3 separate regions of the Mus musculus genome follow, and regions 2 and 3 are each linked to region 1. The links are chromatin loops, found by intact Hi-C in ENCODE. Cell type or tissue: left cerebral cortex. All regions are shown on one strand.

Region 1 (2,500 bases):
CACTTCCCCTTGCTCTCCAGGCCGATGCCGTGGCGCTTGCCCTGCGCCCAGGTGCCTTGGTACGTGTTGCCGCTTGGCCAGGTGTAGACGCCCAGCACCTCAAAGCCGTGGCTCCACGAGCCGGTGTATTCGCCCTGGCCCTTCGGGCCGGTGCAGACGCCATGGCCGTGCGCCTTGCCGTCCTCCCAGCCTCCGCAGTAGGACCCTCCATCGTCAAAATTAAACCTACCCCCACTGGACATGCATGTAACGCGGTTTGCGAATCCCGCAAGCGGTGAAAAAAAAAAAAAAAAAAAAAAAAAAAGAAACAAGGCGATCAACAAACCGGAGTCTTGGTTGGCTGGCTGGCTTTTTGTTGCGATGCTCTTTTCGGGGGGGTGGGGGGGGGGAGGACGAAGCACGCCCGCGACCCCGCGCGCGGACCGGCGGCGGCGTCTAGGTCCGCCAGCGGCGATTGTTCATTTTCGAGCTGCGCCGGAGCCTGACCAGCGTCTCGCGCTCCCGCTGGAGACAGGACCGGGAGGAGGCGGGGGAGGGGCGGCGCAGGGCGGGGGAGCGGCTGGTGCCCGCGGCTCCACCTCGCCGCCAGGGCCCCTCGCCGCGCGCCCCGGGAGCGGGAGGGCGCGGGGCGCGGCTCAGGCCCGGGCGGCGGGGCCCGCGGGCGGCGGCGCGCGCGGCTGCACCGATCCCGGCCGGACCGGGCAGCGGCACTGCGGCGGCGGCTTGCGCTCCGAGCCCCGGCAAGCGCGCGGCCGCCTGGAGAGGGGCGCTGGCGGGCGCGCGCGCGCGCACGCGAGGACCCCGGGGCGCCCTGCCCCTCCCCTGGCCCGGGGTCCGGCCGGCGCGCCCCAGTCTCCGCTGCCAGGGGCTGGGATTTAAAGGGACAGGAACTGCGTAACGGGAAGGAACCGGGCACCGCGAGCGCACGCCGCGGTGGGGAGCCGGGAGGAGGCGCGGGCGCCGCAGGCAATCGAGGGCCGCGCGGTCCCCACCCCGCTACCTCCGGGGACACCCGCACCGCGGCCCGTGCGGGCCACGACTTGACTGAGAGGCTCCTGCCAACCACAGGTGGTTTCTCCCTGTGACACACTCTCTCCTCCTTCTTTCAGGGCCGCTGGGGGGTCCCCGGGGAGGCGCTCACCTTCGAAAACACACCTTTAGCGAATAGCGTTTAGCCCCTCTAAAAATTAATAGAAAGTTGGGTCACACGTTTGCATCTTGGAGCAAAGCCACCCCAATCCCGTGGGCCTTGCGCCCTGGCCAACAGGTATCCCCCCCACTCCAGAAGCTGTCGCTCTTTGGGGTTACCACTCCGCGGTTACTAGGTCTCTCTCTCTCCCTCTCTCTCTCTCTCTCTCTCTCTCTGTCTCTCTCTGTCTCTCTCTCTCTCTCTCATTACCCACCCCCACCAAGAGATGCTAGCATCATGGGACTAATTGAAAATGCATTTCCTGGACCATCAATCCGAAGACAGGAGCCCACATCCCCTGCCCTCCCGGACTGCATGCAGGGAATGGCAGCGGGCATTGCAGTGGGCTGAGGAGGAGGGGGTCTGCATGGCTTCACAGTTGCACAGGGTTGGGGTTAGTGGGGGTTGGTGGTGACAAGAGACCCAGTAAGCCCCGGTGGTGGGGAGTCCCTGACTGGGAGCAAAAGAGGTGCATGGTGGCACCTGCAGCCAGCCGGGGTCATCGGGGCGCTTCCAGAACCCCAGATCTCAACCCCAACCCCAACTCCTTGTCTTAAGCACAACAACCTCTCCTTAAGGCCCACCAGTCAGATGGTGGCATCCTCTTTTCTCCCCAAAGGCTTTGAGAAGCTGTCAGTTCCTGTTCTGTATCCGAGGTTTCCAGCCACTCTGGTCCTTGAGTCAGGGTTTGCCTTCAAATGGCCTATGGTGGACTTCAGGGTGCATCACATCTTGGACTTGATTGGAAGTTAGCATGCATAGCCCACCATCACCAAGCAGACACACATCAGCCTGCCGTATACCTGGAGGGCAGAAAATCTCCAATCTCCCAGACTTTGTTTCTGTGTGTTCCAATGTGTTAATGGACTATGAGCCAGTGGGATGAGTCTGTTAGCTTATTACGAGGATGTGGTCAAGTGGGCCACAGACTCATCTTCTATAGGCTGGGCTTCACATCCTGATTCCAGGCTGTGTGGCTTTGGGTAGCCACTTCATGTCTCTGTGCTCAGTTGCCTGACCTGTAAAATGGGACTAACAGTTCTAGTTGAGTCCCAGTGAGAATCCAAGGACCAGGTATCCAGCATCCAGTGAGGGTGAGGGAGTAGGACTGTCACTGGGATCGTGATGGGGAGGCTGAGCTCTCAACCTGCCACTCCTTCCCCTACACTGTAGGGATAAACCATGCCTGGCAACACACTGTGTCTTCCATTTTATTTCCTGCCCCCCTTTTGCTGACTCTGCAGCCCTTGCTCACACAGCACTGCATGGCAAATACATTCCCTCTGGTAAGTGATGCTGGTCTCCAGCCAG
Region 2 (2,500 bases), 55 kb before region 1:
GCAAGTGTGGTCCCTATGACACAGTATCTCTGCTTCCTTCCCATAGACATCCACACCCCAACCCCTGGCAAGGAAATCCACAGAAAGCAGAGGGAACACGAGGTGGCTCTGGTCCCACTTCCTCTGCCCAGCAAGGGGTGGGCGCCACTCACCGTGCTGGACTTGAGCTCATCTCCAGTCTCCTCGTCAGACTCGAGTGCAACAGGCAGGGACTTCTGGGGTGGGGAGAAGGTCAGGTCCCAACGCAGCAGACGGGGCTCGGGCCGGTCCCCCAGCCGCAGGCTCTCGAGTTTCTGCACCGTGGGTTCTGCAGAGGAGGCTGGCCTAAGGTTCTCCTTGTTTTGGGACTTGGACCTCAGTCTCTGTAGCCCGAAGCCCCTGTCCCCCCCAGCACCCCGGCTATGACGCCGTCTCTGTGGGTGCGTATCCTGTGGACAGGCATCCATCCTCAGTAAGGGCTTCATCTCCAGCTTGTAGTTGCTCAGCTGCTCCTCATCTGGCTCTAGCAGCTTGGGGCCCCCAGAACAGGGATTGCCTGCCCGGTGGTGGGAAGTCCATGAGAACGTGGTGGGGGACTCCGTCCGCCGCTCCCGGGGCTTGGGGTTCCCAGGCTGCTTGTGGCCTGAGCCCCGGGTGCGGAAGTCCTCAGTGGGCTGGCCGCTGCGTAGGGCACCGCTGCGGATACCCCTAGAGGCCCCAGCCTTCTCCTCGCCCCAGCTGTTGCGGGCATAGTCCCCTCCGCGGCCCTCGAGGAGCATCTGGATGTCCCCGCTTCGCTCCTCGTCCACGGAGACCTGCCTGGAGAAGTGGGCCATCTTGGTCCTGGAGGCAGGAGCTGGCGGAGGGGTAGATGTGGGGCTGGCGGGGAAGCTCTGCAGGGGACTGTCGTCAGGGGTCAGATCAGAAGGGGTGGTGCCCTTTCGGTACAGCTCGGGGCTCTCCTGCTGTAGGGGTGTCCCGGTGGAGAGCACCTCGATATCATCGCAGGACATCTGGTGCTTTGGCCTCTGGTACTCAAGCCCTTGGGTGGGAGACAAAAGCGCTCAGAGTTACATGGAGCCCACTGCAGAGAGGTCTTGCGCCCAGCGTGGGTTGGGTCACTCAGCAAAGATAACTGGTAGGACCTTAAAGCAAAGTACTTTCTGTCACCAGAGTCTCTTAGGTGGGAAACGGGGACCTGGATAGTGAGGGCATGAGCCTGCTGTGTGCCCTGTGGCCTTCTTCAAAAGGGTGAGAGTGCTCTACACCTTACAGGGAGACTTGTGCCTGCCCACCAGCACCATGGAGATCATGCTCAGCTGAAATCAGCTGCAAAGCCCGTGTCTCCGGAAGACCAAGAAGGGAACTGGGGCAAATTCATCTCAATGCCTTTATTCCTGCCTCAAGTCCTGGTCCATGGCTGTGCCGGCTTTAAGGATAAGTAAGGAATCAGCTTCTATGCTCCGGGCACTGCTCTGACTCATCCTGTATCCCTCCTTCCAGCCCTGTGGCTTCAGACAGTCTCAGAGGGACTGGCCACCAGGGTCTTCCCCAAGCAGCCAGCCCAAGGGAGGGCAGCCTTCTGCCCCTAGCTGATAAACGCTTCGGTGATGTTTTTAGAAGTGAATCACAGAAGGAATGTAAGGGCACCTGGAAGTAACACAATACTGGAGAGAGGAGGCCATGGCAGCCTCCCAGGCAGCAGCCATTGGCCAGAGACCATAGAGAGCAACAGCCAGGAAGGGGTTCTGCATCAGCCAAGTCCCACGGTCTAGTCCTGTCCCAGTAAGGGGACAGCTGAGGTACTGCAAGTTGAAGGATATTCTCATAGACTCTCTCAAGGAGACATCTCTGAACAGAAAATAGACAGGAGCTTAGGTCTCCCCAGAAGAACCGCTATCCTGGGACAGCTGGGTGCTCCAAGGCCCATGTACATGGGGCATAAGGGCACACATCTGGTAGGCAAAGGTCCAGCTGTGGACAGGGCTGGCTCTTATGGGTTTTGTCCAAGATCATCAGAATGTCTGGTGGATAAATCTCTTGGTCACCATTCCACACAGAAGTGCCTCAGCTAGTATGGAGTCCCCTCCAACTCAAGCTTCTAGGGAGAGCATAGTAGGGACAGTATAGTATAGTAGGATCCCAGGAAGGAACCAGCAGCAGACTGGAGCCTGGGGACCTGCGGGAATTACTAACATGTTTGTTGACCTACATATTCTACATGTGGTTCACCTGGCTTGGGGTCAGTTCCGTGCTTAGCAGTCTGAATGTGGGGCAGATTACCTGCGGCCCACCGACTTAAGCAAGAGCCACCTCAGTCTGACTAACCTCTCCACTGGAATCCAGGGCTTGCTTGCTTCCTTTCTTTGTTCCTGTCTGTCTGTCTGTCTGTCTGTCTCTTTAAGCTAAGAGCTGCTGGGTGAGAGAAACTGTGTGCAGAGAGTTGATGGCCACCTCCTCCCTCTAAACCAGAAACATCTGAGAGATGTGCTGGTGGCCAGGGCTCGGTGGGCTACCAGAG
Region 3 (2,500 bases), 79 kb after region 1:
GGTTCTCTGAACTGCCGTCGCCGCAGCGTGTGGAGTTCCTGTGCGGCCTGCTGGACCTGTGCATCCCGCTCGAGTTGCGCTTCCTCGGCTCGTGCCTGGAGGACTTGGCACGCAAGGACTACCATTCGCTGCGCGACTCGGAGATCAAGGCCAACAACCCGGCCGACCTGGGCAGCCTCACCAACCTGACGGACGAGGTGGTGCGCAGCAAGCTGCTGGTGTCGCTGGCCCTGCTGGGCTCGGAGCAGCGCGAGGCGGCGGGCGTCTTGTACCGCACGCTCACGCACACCGACTCCATCATCCACAACTACGGGCTGCAGCTCAACGAGGGTCGCACGGGCGATGAGTTCCTCCTGCTCTTCACCATGGCCTCTAACCACCCGGCCTTCAGCTTCCACCAGAAGCAGGTGCTGCGCCAGGAGCTCACACAGATCCAGAGCAGCCTGAACAGCGGCGGTGGCGGCGGCGGCGGCGGTGGTGGCGGTGGCAAGAGCGCGCCCGGGCCCAGCGGCGCGCTGCCCACCTGCTCGGCTTGCCACAAGGTGAGCGCAAGCGCGCGCGGTGGGGCAGCGCGGCTGGGGTCCTTTACCGGCCAGCCTGGAGATGACCTACTAAGGGACCCGGAGGCCTGCGTCAGCGCGCGGCCCCCTTTGTGTGTTCGGTGTCACGGCCCAGGCTGGGGACACGAGAAGGCCTTTGTCCTGTCAATCCCGGTTCTTAGGTGACATAACACTCAACGATATGTCCACTTGCACCGACCTGGAACCTGGGCGCAGGTGGGCCCTGCCACCTGCCTGTCTGGGTCAGGTGTCCCCGGGCGTGCATGGCAGGGGTACGATGTACAGGAACCCGTGTCTGCGTGTGCGATCGTGGGGGTTGTGCACGCTGCTAAGCGTGTCTGTCTGGAGAGCCTGGCTCTTGACAGGGGCTTTGCAGCCTCAGCGGGTCTGCGGGTATGCTGTCAGTGGTGATCCACCATCGGGGAGAACCCAAGCTCACTGAGGTGGGATCTGGTCTTAGGATGATAATGTCAGCTTGCTGGGCAGGAAGGGCAGCTTGACTGTCCACTCAGAAATGCCAGCTGTGGCCCGAATGTTTGAGGACTGGTAAAGCACGTGGTTCTCGTGGAAGCTGAAGGCTGGGTGGTTGGGGGCCATGGTGACTAGCAGATGGAGTTCATTTCTTTAGTATCCATCCCTCTCAGCTGCAGCCCGGAGTTGTGGATGATGGAGTCGGTGTGCATTTGGGCCTTTGGAGGCCGGCAGCAGCCCTGGAGCCAAGAACCCAGGTTTCTTGTGAGAGAAAGGCTCACCAGTGCCAAGGGCCATTGAGGTCCCACACCATGTCCTTGGTAGTCAGAGGCCACATCCGGGCCTCCTGCCCAGCTGCTCCACAGTCTGAGCCTTTTGAAGTTTAAACTCTTAACTCAGCTTCCCCTGTCCAAGGTGAACAAGGTGAGGTCGTCGGGGCTTCCGTCGGTTTTTCTTTCAGCTCTCTTTGAACCTTGAGTTGTGGCTTCTTTTTAATGTCTTCCTCTAAGAAGTGGTTGTGGTTCCTGAATGGGTTTCTGTGGCGTCTTATCTTTTCACTGACGTTTGCCTCTGAGACTTCGGTTAGCTTTTTGGGTTTTTCTTCTTCTTTTTTCTTACATACATACACTTTGCCACCTCACTTCCCTCTTGCATGCGAGGCAACTGTCAACAAGAAAGGCAGGGCCCAAGGAAAGTTAAGTTCTTCAGGCCAGCCAGCTGTCACCTCTCTGTGGTCTCCTCAGCTGCGGTTAGTTTCATCCACGAGCAGGAGCTTGCTGTCTCCCAACCTGGGCTGCCAGACCCCTGTGTGAGTGAAGCTCAGACGCATCAGGTCCGGGTTGCTCTGTAGGAGATGGGGACTGGTTTTTAACAGGGCAGTGAATTCAGAGTAGAAGTGTCTAGAACAAATGTCTTGGGTCCTCTCCCACCCACACAGTACTAGGGATGGAGCCTGGAGCTTGTGCATGCCAGGCAGGTGCTTGGCCACTGAGCCCCACCCCACTGCAGCCAGCCCTCACAATGCCTGTATAAGATGGCCTTTGTCTCAGGCAAAAGTCCACGGCGAGATGGAGTTAATCTAGTCCCCAGGGTCTGGGCACTGGTCGCCCGCCTTGGTCTCCTGTGCTGTAGGAGGCTGGGCTGAAGTCCTCCAGAGGTGACAGGGCAGCTGGCAGCTGTGCTCCCCGTGTTTTTCCCGGCCATGTTGGCTGTCAGTGGTTCTGTGGAGCCATGCGTTGTCTGCCCGAACGGCTCTCGTCCTGAGCTTGCAGCTGTTGCAGTTTTCAGGAATCCTGTGGCTGATAGGGCTGGGGTTTTCTTTAGAAAGTTGGGGGACATTGTTTGGCCCTGGCACAGGGGCTCTTGACTTAGCAATGAAGGCTGGGTCTCACTTGCTCAGATCCAAACAGGTCCATTTCTCTTTCTTTTCCCTGGCTCTGAGTCACTCCCGAAGGGACTGTTCCCCAAAG

The links. Hi-C counts contacts between places; a loop is a spot of excess contacts. Peaks named below come from ENCODE experiments on the same cell type or tissue, not always from the same donor. Only the 100,000 strongest peaks of a DNase experiment are listed, where the experiment ranks them.
Region 2: it touches region 1 in a loop (2.4-fold over the local background); 3 of 42 quality-filtered maps call a loop at or near these places.
Region 3: it touches region 1 in a loop (4-fold over the local background); 4 of 42 quality-filtered maps call a loop at or near these places.

What each region holds. Positions count from the first base shown.
Region 1 is chr8:121,728,365-121,730,864 of GRCm38, reverse strand. Jph3 (junctophilin 3) reads right to left here and starts at 306. Exons shown (of 5, transcript NM_020605.3): 1 at 1-306. The coding sequence starts at 242. Gm46065 (predicted gene, 46065) reads left to right here and starts at 388. Exons shown (of 3, transcript NR_165833.1): 1 at 388-1,068. In left cerebral cortex, no CTCF peak of the experiment used is centred here; DNase peaks (open chromatin) are centred at 38, 446 and 966; H3K4me3 peaks cover 1,128 bases; H3K27ac peaks cover 827 bases.
Region 2 is chr8:121,783,081-121,785,580 of GRCm38, reverse strand. It overlaps Jph3 (junctophilin 3), which reads right to left. Exons shown (of 5, transcript NM_020605.3): 4 at 153-1,021. Among named protein-coding and RNA genes, the nearest start is that of Klhdc4, 45 kb to the left of the region's middle. In left cerebral cortex, no CTCF peak of the experiment used is centred here; a DNase peak (open chromatin) is centred at 1,516; H3K27ac peaks cover 2 bases.
Region 3 is chr8:121,649,767-121,652,266 of GRCm38, reverse strand. Zcchc14 (zinc finger, CCHC domain containing 14) reads left to right here and starts at 334. Exons shown (of 13, transcript NM_080855.2): 1 at 334-542. The coding sequence starts at 366. In left cerebral cortex, no CTCF peak of the experiment used is centred here; DNase peaks (open chromatin) are centred at 230, 667, 1,178 and 1,920; H3K4me3 peaks cover 2,500 bases; H3K27ac peaks cover 1,156 bases.